Regions from separate parts of the Homo sapiens genome. Here region 2 is linked to region 1. A link is a contact called in ENCODE Hi-C or POLR2A ChIA-PET data. All regions are on one chromosome and are shown on one strand. Each heading gives the region's core, a stretch centred on a gene start or an enhancer-like site at or near the end of the contact. The rest is flanking DNA. Distances are from core to core; before and after follow the strand shown. Region 1 holds the start of TMEM219 (transmembrane protein 219). Region 2 holds the start of C16orf54 (chromosome 16 open reading frame 54).

Region 1 (3,343 bases), core at 185-2,684:
TTCAAGGTGGTCAGCAAGCCCACGACGTGAGACCCTCGCCACTTCCCTGTGACTGTCCCATTCCTGGGACACAGGGTCAGCTGGCCAAAAGATCTCAAAAAAGAGACCCAGTCCTGTGAGCAAAAGAAGACGGGTGAGATGAGATTAGCAGCAAAAGCCTGTCTAGGTTGGAAGGAAGAGCGGGTACGGGGGTGGGGAACTTACCTGGGGGATGTCAGGGCTGCGCAGGCCAGTCCTGTGGGTGAGGAGGAAGCTGCCAAGGCCCAGGCCAGAGAGGCCAAGGAGCAGCAGGATCAAAGTGGCACAGACCAGAGGTGGGTGGTGGGCCAGACACAGGTGCAGGTTGTGCCCTGCCTGGCAGTTGCCCATGGGGAGCAGAGGGGGCTGAGCCTCCGGGGAGAGCCTGCTGGAAGACAGGGAGGGAGAATGGGACAAGAGCACCGCTTTTACGCAAAGAGAAAAGAAAGCTCAGAGAAGACAAAGGACTTCCCAAGGCCACACAGTAAGTGGCAGAGCCAGAACAAGAATCCAAGGTTCCCGACTCCAAAAGTTCAACTCCCTGCACTGCTGGATAAATATTTGCTGCATTTCATTTCTGAAGTAATCTAAGTGGAGGCAGAGCAGTGTACTCCGTGCTGGAAGAAGGAAACTGAAAGGGAGACTTCTCAGCTGGAGAAACAGGAAGCACTGTTCTGGGGCGAGGATTTGGCTGAGGAATAGTTCCAGCCAGAGCCCAGACAAGGGAAGACTCTGGAGAAGAACTCCACTGTGCAGCTAAACGGCTAGATCTGAATCCCTTTCTGTTATTCACTGACTCTGTGAGCTTAAGAATCCATGAAATGGGAGTTCTGAGAACACCAAGTAATAAGGATTAAACGTGGCGGATGAAGCAGTCTGCGTGGTATTTGGCCATGCAGGAATTCAACAAATGTCCACTTCCTTTCTCTTTCTCGTACAGATCCTCAAAACCGGGTAAGGCGAGGCAAAAAATACTGTGAGGGAAACTGAGGCTCGCGGACTTTAACACAGGAGGGGTAGGGCCAAGATCTGAACCCCGCCTCCTGCTTCCAAGTGGGGTGCTCCTTCCCACGCAAGGTGCGACGGCCTGATGGAAAAGAACTTCTGGAAGGCGAAGAGATAAACAGGGGTCGGGGGAAAAGAAGGGAGCCACGGAAATGTAGGTGTCACAAATGCTCAGCCCTGCCCCGCCTCCCGTCCGGCTGGAAGGGGGTTAAAGGGAGGGGAGGGCAGAGTCTGAGGGTCCGCCGCCGCTGGTGCACCTGAGCACCCCCTCCCCGGAAAGCCCCCGCCCCGAACGATTGCAACGCCCTCGTCCCCTCCCGGTCTCGCGCGTCGGATCCGCCAGCCGCTCGCTCTTACCCCTCGGGGCCGGGCGGAGGCCGGCGCCCCCCGCGACGTCACGAGCGGGGCCGCGAGGGGGCGGGGTCCGTGCTCTGCGCTTCCGTCCCCGACCCTCCTCCTCGCGCGGCCCCGCCCCGCGGCCGGGTCCGCATGCGCAGTGGCCACGCGGGCGCCAGCCTCGCAGCTCACCGCCAGGGTGGGGGCGTACCAAAGGGACACCCAAGGAAGGAGCCACCAGAAAGGAAAACCTCCGTGGGAGGGGTGGAAACGGGAGCGAGGCCAGGGAGCAAGTGCGAGAAACGTCGCAGAACCCGTAGGCTCCCTCCAGAGAGACTGGCGAGAACTGCCCCAGAAGCTTGTCGCGGGCATTTTTGGGCTGTGCGTCCCCTACCCGCGCCAATAGCACAGACCAGCCGCGCCCGGGTTCCCGGTGAGGACTCGGCATCCGCTCAGAGTTGCAGGGCTGCCACTTGAGGACTCTGTCCACTGGGGCTGGGAGTGGTGTTTTGGACTCCGCTCTTCTGTGCACCCCGATCTGCACCTTTCTCGTGGACCCTGACTTTTAGTGACTCCTTAATGTATAGGATGCTGGAGCTGAAGAGTTGCTCAGTAGAGAGCATCTCAGTTCACTTCTGCCCAAGTTTTGGAGGTGAGAACATCTGACTGGAGGTAGCATGACACATGGAGCCAGGAACTTTGGGTTCAAATCCTGACTGTCCGTACCCTCGCATAAGCCATAGCCGCGCTCTCAGGGGACTAAGCTTACCCCTCTACTAAAGAGGATCATCCTATCTATCTCACCGGTTGGATCAGAAGCTTAAAGGGTAAAATGTGGGAAAACATGGGCCCAGTGCCCACTAAGCACACAGGACAGATGCTACTTGAAACGGAATCTATTTAATTCGACTGTGGCTTCCTTAAGGCAGAGGCCATGTCGTTTGTATCAACAGCCACAAAAGTTTGTGGCACAAAACCTTCGCATATACAAATGATTTTTTTTTTTTTTGAGACGGGGTCTCAGTCTGTCGCCAGGCTGGAGTGTAGTGGCGCGATCTCGACTCACTGCAACCTCCGCCTCCCGGATTCAAGCTATTCTTCTGCCTCAGCCTTCCGAGTAGCTGGGACTACAGGCGCACGCCACCACGCCCAGCTAATTTTTGTATTTTTAGTAGAGACGAGGTTTCACCATGTTGGCCGGGATGGTCTTGATCTCTTGACTTCGTGGTCTGCCCGCATCGGCCCCCCAAAGTGCTGGGATTACAAGCGTGAACCACCACACCCGGCCGATTTTTTTTTTTTTTTTTTTTTTTTTTTGACAGAGCCTTGCTCTGTCATCGCCCAGGCTGGAGTTCAGTGGCACAATCAAAGCTCGCTGCAGTCTGGACGTCTTGGGCTCAAGAGATCCTCCCGCCTTAGCCTCCTGGGTAGTTGAGACAGCCGGTAGTCACACGCCACCCACCATGCCCAGCTAACTTTTGCATTGTGTGTAGAGACGGGGTTTTGCCATTTGCCATGTTGCCCAGGCATGTCTCGAACTCCTGACCTCAAGCAGTCCTCTCGCCTCGGCCTCCCAAAGTGCTGGGATTACAGGCGTGAGCCACTGTGCCCTGACTAGTCAAATGATTTTTGACAAGGGTGCTGTGGGCGTTCAGTAGAGAAAAGAGTCTTTTCTGTGCATCGAAGGACACAACAGGCTGGGCACGGTGGCTCAAGCCTGTAATCCTAGCACTTTGGGAGGCCGAGGCGGGTGGATCACCTGAGGTCAGGAGTTTGAGACCAGCCTGGCCAACATGGTGAAACCCCATCTCTACTAAAAGTACAAAATTAGCCAGGCATGGTGCCGGGCGCCTATAATCCCAGCTACTCCGGAGGCTAAGGCTGGAGAATCGCTTGAACCTGGGGAGTGGAGGTTGCAGTGAGCTGAGATTGCACCACTTCACTCCAGCCTGGGCAAAAGATCAAAACTCTGCCCCACAAAAAA
Region 2 (3,683 bases), core at 473-2,972, 220 kb after region 1:
TTTCTTTGCAAAGGCGGTTTCCCCCGGACTCTCCATCTCCAGCTCCTCCCAGCAGGGCTCAAAACCACCAGGATGGGGCAGTCTGACGGAGACTGTCTTTTCATTCATTTATTTATTTAATTTATTTATTTTGAGACAGAGTCTCGCTCTGTTGCCCAGGCTGGAGTGGAATGGCACGATCTCGGCTCACTGCACCGGGTTCAAGCGATTCTCCTGCCTCAGCCTCCTGAGTAGTTGGGGTCATAGGCGTGCGGCACCACGCCCGGCTAATTTTTGTATTTTTAGTAGAGACGGGGTTTTGCCATGTTGGCCAGGCTGCTCCCAAACTCCTGACCTCAGGTGATCCACCCGCCTCGGTCTCCCAAAGTGCTGGGATTACAGGCATGAGCCACCTCGCCCAGCCCAGGGATTTCTATCTATTCTTCCACCACCCTGGCCACTACATGCTCACCCACACATACATTGGTCATGCGACTTTGGTCATGAAATCTCTTTTCTTTAAGCCTTACTTTTGTCATCTGTGGATGAGTCAAACTAGAGAATCTCAGAAAGTCACCTGGACTCCAGAGCCTGATGACATCTTGTCACACTCTGCTCCAGGCTCCTCCCACCCTCAGCAGCAGGAAAGAGGGACAGACATGAGGATGGTCAGGGTTTTGGAAACAGGCCCACGCCTGTTTTTATACCCTGGACTCCTCTCAGAGGCTTGACATTTTTGTTACCCAAGCCTCACCTCACTGATATTTTCCAACCAAAATGGGGGCTAAATGGTCTGAAGAGAGAGAGACTTATGTTAATTAAAAGTATGAGGCAGGGGCCAGTGTGGTAGCTCACACCTGTAATCCCAGCACTTTGGGAGGCTGAGGCAGGAGGATCTCTTGAGGCCAGGAGCTTGAGACCAGCCTGGGCAACATAGCAAGAGCCCATCTCTACCAGAAAAAAAAAAAAAAGGTGTGAAGCAAGCTGGCCAAGCAGGGGGTGCCTGTGGGGGCTGCATGGCAGGAGCAGATCTGGGGAGGCACCGTGGATAAGACAAGGCAGGATGGGGTGGGGCATCCTCCCAGGAGGAACGGGGGAGGCACCATGGTTCTCTGGGAATGTACGGGCTAAAGTCCCAGTGTCCTATTTCTTTTTCTTTTCTTTTCTTTTCTTTTTTTTTAAGACGGAGTCTCACTCTGTTGCCCAGGCTGGAGTGTGGTGGCACGATCTCAGCTCACTGCAACCTCCGAGTCCCGGGTTCAAGCGATTCTCCCTGCCTCAGCCGCCTGAGCAGCTGAGATTACAAGTGCCCGTCACCATGCCCAGCTAATTTTTGTATTTTTCAGTAGAGATGGGGTTTCGCCATGTTGGCAGGCTGGTCTCGAACTCCTGACCTCAGGTGACTTGCCCACCTTGACCTCCCAAAATGCTGGGATTACAGGGGTGAGCCACTGTGCCTGGCCCCGGCGTCCTCTTTCTCAGCTTTTCGGTGAATGTTCTGGGGCTCAGGGCCTGGCTATGGGGTGACACTAAGTTCAACAGAACCATTGCCCATTCCAGCCCCACCTTACCCCAGGAAAAGCCTCCTCACCGCAGTGACCACATCCCCTTGGGTTGCTTTGGAAACAAACACTCCCCAGGGGCAGACGAGTTGGGGCACAGTTGCCCAGCAACAGGCGGTGCCCTCCCTTCCGCCTTCATCCGAGGCCGGGCCTCTACGTCTGAGAGGCGGACCGCCCTGCACCCTCCAAGCCTGCACCTCTTAGTCCAGCACCAGGAAGAGTGGCTCTAGGAGGGAGAGGAGCCCAGGGACTGACCCAAGGTGAGTTGAGGGGTGCAGGAGGCCCCCTGCAGATGGAGGATGTGGGGGACAGAGAGGTGTGCAGAGACAAACGAGAGATAGAGACAGGCCAGAGCCTGGGCAAAGCTGGGGAGCCCAGGAGGGGTGCAGAGGCGCCTCCGGAGGCCTGGCCCGGCCCGGCCCGGCAGCAGATTCCGTGGAGCCTATGAGAGCAAGATCAAGTCCGAGGAGAATGGTGAGGGGCGAAGGAGCCTCAAGGGGCCAGCGGAGGTGCTGGCGGCAGGCGGTGGGGGAGACACACGCAGGGGAGCCAGTGGGAGGGGAGGTTCTCATTTCTTCACCCACCACTTCCTCTCTAGGTCTGAGCAAGACTTGAGGGGGCCGAGTGGGGAGGAAAGAAGCCCTTGAGACCTTTCTTGTCTGAGGCACCCTGGGGTCTGGGAGGGAAATGGGGATTCTGGAAAGGCCTGGAGAGCCAGGCAGGAGGGCCTGGCTGTGCCCCGAGGTAGGCTGCCTGTCCTCCCACCCCACCTGGCTCACGCTTACCCTTTCTGGTCCCTCTTGCTTCTCTGTCTCTCCAGAATGTTCTTTTTCATTTTTGAGAAAGGGTCTTGCTCTATTGCCCAGGCTGGAGGACAGTGGTGCAATCTGGGGTCACTGCAGCTTCAAACTCCTGGGCTCAAGTAATCCTCCCACCTCAGCTTCCTGTGTAGCTGGGACTACAGGTGTGAGCCACCACACCCAGCTAGTTTTTAAATTATTTTTAGAGATGAGGTTTCACTGTGTGTCCAGGCTGGTCTTGAACTCCTGGGCTCAAGTGATCCTCCCGCCTCGACCTCTCAAAGTGCTGGGATTCCAGGCATGAGCCCCCATGCCCAGCCCTTCTCCCAGGCTTTCCTGGACACCTGCTGCCTCTCTCTCATCTTGGTTGTGCCCCCTCTGCCTCATTTACTTCCTCTTCTCACCCCTGTGTCTCTCAGATGCCGTTGACTCCAGAGCCGCCCTCTGGGCGCGTGGAGGGGCCCCCCGCATGGGAAGCAGCCCCATGGCCCTCACTGCCCTGTGGGCCCTGCATCCCCATCATGCTGGTCCTGGCCACCCTGGCTGCGCTCTTCATCCTCACCACCGCTGTGTTGGCTGAACGCCTGTTCCGCCGTGCTCTCCGCCCAGACCCCAGCCACCGTGCACCCACCCTGGTGTGGCGCCCAGGAGGAGAGCTGTGGATTGAGCCCATGGGCACCGCCCGAGAGCGCTCTGAGGACTGGTATGGCTCTGCGGTCCCCCTGCTGACAGATCGGGCCCCTGAGCCTCCCACCCAGGTGGGCACTTTGGAGGCCCGAGCAACAGCCCCACCTGCCCCCTCAGCCCCAAATTCTGCTCCCAGCAACTTGGGCCCCCAGACCGTACTGGAGGTCCCAGCCCGGAGCACCTTCTGGGGGCCCCAGCCCTGGGAGGGGAGGCCCCCCGCCACAGGCCTGGTGAGCTGGGCTGAACCCGAGCAGAGGCCAGAGGCCAGCGTCCAGTTTGGGAGCCCCCAGGCCAGGAGGCAGCGGCCAGGGAGCCCGGATCCTGAGTGGGGCCTCCAGCCACGGGTCACCTTGGAGCAGATCTCAGCTTTCTGGAAGCGTGAAGGCCGGACCAGTGTGGGGTTCTGAATCCCCAGGGTTCCCCAGAGATCCCCGAGGCAGGCCTTGCCTCAGTGGGACCGGGGACCCCAGGATCCAGCATTAGGATTGAGACTGCCCCAGCGAAGATGCCCTTCCCAGGCTCCTTCCACCTGGAGTCCCCCTCCCCGGGTCTGGGTGGTGGCCAGGCTATGTGGACTAGGGGAAGCCCAGCAGTGCCTCTGCTCAGCTACCTGGGCTGTGGCTCAGAGACCTGGGGGTGGAGCCAATGCCAGGCC

Evidence for each region. A loop is a pair of places that touch in the nucleus more often than their neighbours do. ChIA-PET counts read pairs that join two places held with the same protein, here RNA polymerase II (POLR2A). Pooled maps may share reads with other maps.
Region 2: a pooled map shows a loop between it and region 1 (6-fold over the local background). The contact joins the promoter of C16orf54 here to the promoter of TMEM219 in region 1. A Hi-C loop is called at or near these places in 1 of 37 single-sample maps with no recorded cell type and 8 of 50 pooled maps. POLR2A ChIA-PET finds 5 or more read pairs at or near these places in 8 of 52 experiments (CD4-positive, alpha-beta T cell, CD4-positive, alpha-beta memory T cell, WTC11 and 5 more).

The regions. Positions count from the first base shown.
Region 1 is chr16:29,960,170-29,963,512 of GRCh38, reverse strand. It overlaps TMEM219 (transmembrane protein 219), which reads right to left and starts at 1,434. Exons shown (of 6, transcript NM_001083613.2): 1 at 1,381-1,434; 2 at 205-406; 3 at 1-113. The coding sequence starts at 369. RefSeq lists a silencer at 1,152-1,601 and an enhancer at 1,952-2,061.
Region 2 is chr16:29,744,029-29,747,711 of GRCh38, reverse strand. It overlaps C16orf54 (chromosome 16 open reading frame 54), which reads left to right and starts at 1,722. Exons shown (of 2, transcript NM_175900.4): 1 at 1,722-1,801; 2 at 2,761-3,683. The coding sequence starts at 2,761. The coding sequence ends at 3,435. LOC124903673 (a long non-coding RNA gene) reads right to left here and starts at 2,465. Exons shown (of 2, transcript XR_007065046.1): 1 at 2,327-2,465. RefSeq lists enhancers at 786-855, 1,383-1,432.